2 separate regions of the Homo sapiens genome follow, and region 2 is linked to region 1. Evidence: read pairs that join two places in POLR2A ChIA-PET (ENCODE). Cell type or tissue: CD4-positive, alpha-beta T cell. All regions are shown on one strand.

Evidence for each region. ChIA-PET counts read pairs that join two places held together with the same protein. Peaks named below come from ENCODE experiments on the same cell type or tissue, not always from the same donor. Only the 100,000 strongest peaks of a DNase experiment are listed, where the experiment ranks them.
Region 2: POLR2A ChIA-PET joins it to region 1 with 10 read pairs; 2 of 35 experiments call an interaction of 5 or more read pairs at or near these places.

What each region holds. Positions count from the first base shown.
Region 1 is chr2:28,523,477-28,527,476 of GRCh38, forward strand. It overlaps PLB1 (phospholipase B1), which reads left to right. Exons shown (of 58, transcript NM_153021.5): 5 at 1,791-1,831; 6 at 2,429-2,469. Among named protein-coding and RNA genes, the nearest start is that of PLB1, 29 kb to the left of the region's middle. In CD4-positive, alpha-beta T cell, no CTCF peak of the experiment used is centred here; no DNase peak of the experiment used is centred here; H3K27me3 peaks cover 752 bases.
Region 2 is chr2:27,958,161-27,962,160 of GRCh38, forward strand. All of the region lies in intron 3 of BABAM2 (BRISC and BRCA1 A complex member 2), which reads left to right. Among named protein-coding and RNA genes, the nearest start is that of MIR4263, 36 kb to the right of the region's middle. RefSeq lists a silencer at 1,402-1,696. In CD4-positive, alpha-beta T cell, no CTCF peak of the experiment used is centred here; a DNase peak (open chromatin) is centred at 2,301.

The sequences.
Region 1 (4,000 bases):
GCCATAAGGCACACATTCAGCAAACAAAGAGTGTGAAGGGAAAGTGGCTGGGAGTGGGCACGATGGGGACGTGGAGTTTGCTGGGTTAGCCACAGCCTCCCCTCTCTGTGGCTGCCCTCTGAGCCCTTCCCCCAACCCCCTCTCCTGGCCTTGTTCCTCTTATTCTCTCCTCTTTCCTCCCAACATCTCTCTTTACCACCCTCTCCTCCAATCAAGTTCATTTGCAGGGGAGGGGTGATCTATCAATTAATTACCAGAAGCAAATTGATGGTCCTAAGTGACGCTTTGTCTTTAATTGAATCAGCTGCCAACACTGAAATCAGACTTCAAGTAAGTGTTCACATTTCCAGCTCCTCTTGAAAAATGACTCTGGGGGGTGCCCCCTTTGCTTGGGCCCAGGCTGTCCAATTTGCCACAGCCCCAGGAGGCCTGCTCCCCTCATTACCTAACCTGTCGGGTGTCTTTTTAAATAATCCCTGACTTGTATCTTAGTGTGATTTGTTTGTCTCCCTGGGAGATTTATCTCCTGTCTCTTATTGAGGAGCAAAGGACGCTGTCTCCAATTAGTGAGATTTCCCAGTCAGCCTGTCCTACCTGGAGAGCTGCAGAGACGTGACCTAGGTCTATAGGCAGGTGCTCATTGTGGCTGGGTGGTCAGGACAGATGGGCCCTTTAAAGGGAAGTGGTGCAGGCTGGAGTAGGTGACGCGGTGTAGCTGTCTGCCTGTCACCACCACACCTGGAGATACTGTCTTCTAGGAATTTTGAGAGAGAAAATTCACATCAGAAACTGAAAATAATACAACCAAGGAGAGCTAAGATTTGCTAAGTATTTTATATGTCCTGGGCACAATTCCAAGCTTTCTGGGAGCTTACAAAAGGACGTGATTCCCAGTCAAGTTACCACGGTCTCAAATCTAGTCCTAGACTTAGGAACTTCAGCAGAGAGCTCAAGTCCTATGTTGCCCAGCATTTTACCAAGGGGGAAATCGGAAACTTACCTTGTTCGTTCCAAAAATATGGATTCAACATATATTTGTTAAATACTTACAACACACCCAGGCACTGTTCTAGGTCCAAGGAACATAGTTAAGTACAAAATGGACACATTCCTGCCTTCATGGCTCTTATGTCTAGTAGGGGGAGAGTTAAATAAATTCTAGATTTTGGAGGGTCATAATAAAACAATCATTTGTTTCTATGGAGAAAGTTAATGACTTTAGGGGGCATTGAAATCTAAGTGGAGGAAAACGTCCCACACCTTCCATCGCTCCAAGGTCTGACAAACATGCTGCAGAGGAAGCCAAGAACTTTTCCTCCCTGCAGAAGGAGCCTTCATCTTTCTCTGTAGGTTCTCTCTCTCTCTCTCTTTTTTTTTTTTTTTTTTTTTGAGACAGTGTCTCATTCTATGGCCCAGGCTGGAGTGCAGTGGCACCATCTTGGCTTGCTGCAACCTCTGCCTCCTGGGTTCAAGCGATTCTCCTGCCTCAGCCTCCCAAGTAGCTGGGATTATGGGCATGTGCCACAACACCTGGCTAATTTTTGTATTTTTTAGTAGAGATGGGGTTTCGTCATATTGGCCAGGCTGGTCTTGAACTCTTGATCTCACGTGATCCTCCCTGTGCTCAGCCTCCCAAAGTGCTGGGATTACAGGTGTGAGCCACCAAGCCTGGGCTTGTAGGTTCCCTCTTACTGGCAGGAGGGGGAGTTCTGACAGGCAGCTTGCGGTCTAACTAGAAGAGGCTCTGCCACCTCCCCTGGCTGGGTGTTAACATTGAGTATCTATTCCAGCCTCCAGACCCAGGGACGGGCGATCTGGAGAAGCAAGACTGGTAACTATCCTGAAAACACAGAAAACAGAAAGGAGCCCGGAGATGCTCCCATCTAATCTTCTTGCCTTATTAATGGGAAAGATTGGAGGCCAGGGAGGCTCAGTGCCTTGCTCAAGGCTACCCTCTGAGAAGGTAGCAGAGAAGCTCCCAGAACCCAGCCTCCTGCCTCCTTGTCTAACCCTTCCTCTGCCTGAGAACCCCAGTGGGTCCTTGGGGTGAATGAGGAGAAGTGGGAAAGGCTAATAGAGGGAGTGCTTATTTCTCCCCACAAGCTCTACTTGCTCTGCTCTTGGGGAACCATGCAGGGCTGGGGCCAGGCTCAGTCTCATTCTACCCTGGGGTCAGTTTCCCCTTGCAGCTTTGGACCAGATGAGAGCGGGTTGGAGGAGCGGAGGAGGGTCCAGAGAGAGCTGTTTTCCCCATTTTGGCTACTCCATGGCCACTTGAGGTGTGCCTATAACCCCTGGGAGGATAATCCCAGAACCAGAGCAAGGCTAGGCCAAAGACTACTATGAAATAGACCACAGCCAAGGGGAAGGGCTATTGGCAGGTGACACAAATGCAGCCTGACACTCACATGCCTGCTTCTACCTGCAGGACTGAAAGGCCACAGCAGGTGTGCATGGGAGTGATGACAGGTGAGTTGTGGTTTTCACGGCCAGATTTCAGAGTGCCCCTCTCCTTCCCAACACAGCAGCATCCTCTCTAATAAAGAGAATGGACACCACCAGCCACTTTATCACTGGAGCCCAGGAGAAAGGGGACGGTGTTCTGAGAGGACAGATCAGGAAGCCAGGATATGAAAAATCACAAACCCTGAATGGGGGTGTGCGAAATGTATCCAGGGTCTCTGGGCAAACAGAAGCCAGTGGGCATTGGGTTAAGATTGGGGAACCTAGGAGAGGGCTTAGGGGCCAGCTGGAATGGGTGTCGGGGCCAGAGTCCTGAGTTTCCTGCCCACCCAGACCCAGGGCTAGACTTCATCCAGGGAAAATGCCCGTGGTTCACTCCTCCCACCCAAGGGGAGGACCCAGCCGAATTTCCAGTCTATTTTATCCTGTAATATTGCCCTTGCTTGTAAAATACAAGACATCAGTTGGGTTCAGGCAAATGAAATGAAAAAAATAAAAGTCAACTATAATCCCACTATCTAGAGATAATTATTGTTAGCATTTTGGCCTTTTGATTTACAAATGTGCTTGCGAATATACTATCATAATTTAGTTTTTTTAAAATATAATATCAGAGATTCCTTATAATTCTGTTAAGTCACCCTGAAGTTAAGTCCTTTAACAGCAGCTGGGTCAGCCTAGCGGGATGTTAGTCTCCTATGCTTGGTGCTCATAAATCAAGAATAAGGGAAACCACTTCGCCGTCCGTATTAGAGCAAGAAGACGTAGATTACAATGCAAGTGCTCTGCTGAGCTGGTGCTCCATGGGAGTAATGAACAAGTGAGGCAGCTAGTGCCCTGTCAATTCAGCCAGTGAATTGAAAGGAGGGGCCCATGAATTGTTAGGTTCCCTGGAAAGCACAGGGATGAACAGGATGCTGGCCCTGCCTTACAGAACTCATGGTCCAGCAGGGAAGGTTGAGCCTGGCAGTTCAGCCCTCCTGGATCTGATTGACAGGTGAGAGGATGTTGGTGGCCAAAGCGGTAGGCAGGAGGGTCCCCTTGGAGAGAATCAAAGGGTTCTGAAAGGGGAGGCCCATTACCAACTCCGTGGCTATCACAGCTGTGCCTAGGCTTGGCCCTGTTTGTCTTGAAGTGGTAGGAAAAAAGAAGCGGCTTGTTTGGGGGGTGTCTGGGAAGATAGGATATAGTTTAGACCCTGAAGCCACAAATGCAGATGCCTCTTTGCCTAATTTCTCAGTTCGTCTCAATTTTTCCTCCCAATTTGCCCTGTTACAAGTCTGAGTGCCCCTCTCTAAGCAGAGGGGCCAGGAGTCCCAGCTGGCCAGAGGTCCCGCAGAAAGCAGGTGTGAGGGCAGATCTTGCTTCTGAAGCCCTCCGAGGCAGGCCTTACTCCAGCATACCCAATGGGGAAGGAGGGAGGAGTGGAGACCACAGCTGCAAGCTCAGCTGGGTGGCTGAGCCAGCAGGAGGAGCAGGTCTTCCCAGAAGAAAGTACTCTAGGGACATCCAGGCCTGTGCTGTGCAGCATGGGATG
Region 2 (4,000 bases), 570 kb before region 1:
CAGAATCTATGAGCATAAGAAAATGGTTGTTTTAAGCACTGAGTTTGGGGTAGTTTTGTAGGTGGCAGTAGTAATTGGAATGTAGACCCTGAAGAATAGGAGTGGACAAGAGCCTGTAGGAGGGTGGAAGAGATGGGGAGAAGAGCAGAGATATAGAGGTTAAGTCTCCAGAGGGAGAAGGAAAAGACAAAAGGATTAGGAAAGAAATGGGTGAATATTGAGGAGAAAGGGTGAGGAATTCACAACTGATGACAGTAAACAGCATTTAGTTTTTTCAAGAATTCCACTGGCTGCTTTATATATTTTATATATATACATATAAATGTTTATAAATGTATATATATAACATATATACATATACATATATGCATAAACTTATATATGTTTATATATACACACACATATATATGTATATATGTATATTTAGTTTTTTTTTAATTTTTATTTTTTATGAAGTTGAAGTAGAGCTCACCTGCCAAGAGGTAGAAGGTCTACAAAGGCCTGGCTGCTTGGTGGAAAGTATTGAAGATGGTATAGATGACTGACCTTTAGCTTCTTGCCTAACAAATACTCTTGTGAGGAAAGACAGACAGAGGCTTGGCATTTTGTCATTAAGTGTGAGTGGTCTGCCTTCCTTGGGAGAATTTGCACACAGTATACACTATCAGTGTGAAGTACTTTGAGCCCTGCAGAAGAAGGAGAGATGGTTTTTTCCAGAGGAGTGCCTTGGGCTCAATGTGGCTCTGTGTTCGTGAGTTCTGAATCTCAAGATAACTTGAGGAATTTGAATAACCCAAAGCCACTTGTAGTTTTGTGAAATGGAAGGACACCACCTTTAGAGTGGGTACTTAGATTTTAAGTGCTTTCTTGAGAGAAGAAGGCAACAAATCTCCAGTTCTAACTATGAAGCTTTAGAGAGCTTTTGTCCAAATTGAGGACTCAGCATGAGTTGCTAATTGAGTGGCAGAGTTGCTTCTATAAAAGTAAGAATTGTTTTCTGTAGCATCCAGCAATCTGGTCACCAACCACATGCGAGTCAATGTATTGTTTCTGTGAAGGATTACATGCTCCTTGTTTAAATATGGTCCTAAGAGCCTAGGAATCCTGCAAGTTTTAGACAGACAGTTTTCCATTTAGTGACATAAGATACCTAATTAATTGTTGGAATCTTTTAATTAATGTTTCATGAAGAGAGATGCTGGAGAGCCTCATTAAAATACTATTACTGGATAAAAGAACAGTAGTTTCATGACAGGATAACTGTGATATATCCAATCTTTATGTAGTCTAGTCAGAAGATAGAATTTGCTCCTAGGTTATCAGGAGTCTAATATATTTCACTTTTAATCTCTGTCACATGCTTCTATTTCAATATTTCTTAATGTTCTGTTTTTTTTTTTCCTGCTGTGTTGGAGTGACCTTGGCACTTCTGAGATGTTGTGACTTGTGTTTGCTTCTTTCTCTACTTCTTCCCTGAAAACTGCAATACATGTAGATAACTCGCTGTCACAGACACTGCTTGATTTCCTTCTGTCTGACTTGCGTAATTTTCCTGGCAGAGGCACAACTGTCTTTGTCCTTTGTTATCATCAACTTACATTTAAACTATCAGAAAAAATTGCCATTTTGATGCTATTGCTTTTGAAAAACTGCTCATTTTCTTTTGCTTGATTTTTTTTTTTCGTACTTTCAGTGAATGTTGGCTAGAGCTTGTGTGTCTTTAACCGTTTTTACTCTGGTCATAGTTTTATTTTTATTTTTTAGTCTTTTCATTCATTGCTTCTGAAAAGCATTTTTTATGTCTACTTTTGAAGAATTCTGATTGCTTCATCCTAATTTTTCAGCATCTTAATTTTTCATTCATTTCAATAGATTTTTTTCCCCACTTCATCTTCTGTGGATTACTGGACTTGCTTTTGTTCATTGTTAGACTTATTGTTTAGATCTGTCGTGTGTGAACTCAAAGGATCCTTCATACCATTTTTTTTACATCTTTCTTATCCAGTTACTGGGCATTTCAGAGTTATTTGACAGTAGAAAGTATTCAGTTTTTTTCATGAATTCCACAGGCTAATAAACTTGATTTTCACAAAGTTTGTGAAGGCGGGTGGAGTTTTGCACAGACTTCCAAGCACTATTTTGTGGGAGCTAAAGTATAAGGCATAGTCCAAGATTGCCCTTTGTGTGCAAGTTTGATTCTGCTGCTAGTGCTCTGGTTTGTGCCTGTGTGTGCAGTCAGCAAAAGACTCATTGTTAAACAATGAACTCAGAATTCAAAGAAAGATTGGTGTGGTTTTTTTTTTCTCCCCAGCTAGCATTCTGTGGTTATTTCTACTGATTTTTTGGCAAGTGTTGCTTGTCTGTGTCGAGCTGTGCCACATCAGCCTTAAGTTTCTACTTTGCGTAGCTCAGCTAGGAATTAGAAAGAAATATTTACAGTCATATAACATTTCGTATTTTCCAAAGTAGTTTTACTTAAAATGATCTCATTTTAATCTTCCAACAACTTTCTGAGGGCTGGCTGTCTTGCTTTACATATAAGACAGGACCACAGAGCCTAAGTGACTAGCCTGAGGTCAAATAACTGGGAGATCAGGGACCTGGAACTCAAGTCCAGGACTTCTGAGTCCCAAGCCCAATGCTTTTTCCACTTCACATGTTAGGAAATAAATATCATCTTTATTATCATACAATAATAACCTGCTTCTCAGTATTAGTAGATAAGAGCAAATCAACTGCTTATGATGAGAAATAAGGATAAGCAATGGCTTTGCTGAATAGGAAGCAAACACACTATCAGATGCTAATGCCTTCTGCCATACATCAGCTGGGGAAGGTGGTGGTCAGTTGGCATTGGGAAGTAAACTGAAAAACTTCCATTATTGTGTGGCCATCTCTTAGACACTTTAGGAGTAACAACTTGTGGTTGGTTATTTTTTTTTTGTTTCTGAGGACAGAAATCACCTGCAGAAATTGGTGAAGACAGGGTGAGAAGTTAATCAGGCTTATGTGAGACAAAGGCTCAGTTTCAGCTTTGAGATGTAGAGAATAGTCCTAAGTGCTTTATTTTGCTATATGTGTTTTTAAGACAACAGACGGTCCGATCCTCAAACTTACAATGGTTCAACTTAGGATTTTTTCCCTTTGCGGTGGTGCGAAAGTGATACACATTCAGTAGAAACTATGCTTTGAGTACCCATGCAACCATTCTGCTTTTCACTTCCAGTATAGTAGTCAATCAATTACATGAGATAGTCAACACTTTATTATAAAATAGACTTTGTGTTAGATGATTTTGCCTACCTATAAGCTAATGTAAGTGTTCTGAGCACATTTAAGGTAGGCTAGGTTAAGCTATGATGTTCAGTAGGTTATTAAATGCATTTTTTACTTAACAATATTTTCAGCTTATGATGGGCTTACTGGGAGGTAACCCCATTGTAAGTTGAGGAGTATCTGTAGTTAGCATGTGATTGTATCTTCTATGCCTTGACCCAGTAATATGGATTTGTGATTCACTTCTATTACCTGGCCTAATACATCTCTAATTCCCTTAATTATCTTTTTTTTTTTTTTTTTTTTTGAGAGAGAGGGTCTCACTCTGTCACCCAGGCTGGAGTGCAGTGGTGCAATCATAGCTCACCGTAACCTTGACCTCCTAGGCTCAAGTGATCCTCCCATCTCAGCCTCCTGAGTAGCTGGGACTACAGGCATGCACCCCCGCATCTGGCTAATTTTTAAATTTTTTTTGTAGAGATGGGGTCTCACTATGTTGTCCAGGCTGATCGCAAACTCCTGGGCTCAAATGATTATCCTGCCTCAGCCTCCCAAAATAGTGAGATTACAGGCGTGTGCTACCATGCCTGGCCCCCCTTAATTATATCTTTTTGATTCATAAGTTAAACAACAGTTTTGAACTACTTTCTAAAATCATTTGGAAATTTTTGTTTGTTTCTTTTTTTTAAGAAATGAGATCTCACTCTGTGTCACCCAGGCTGGA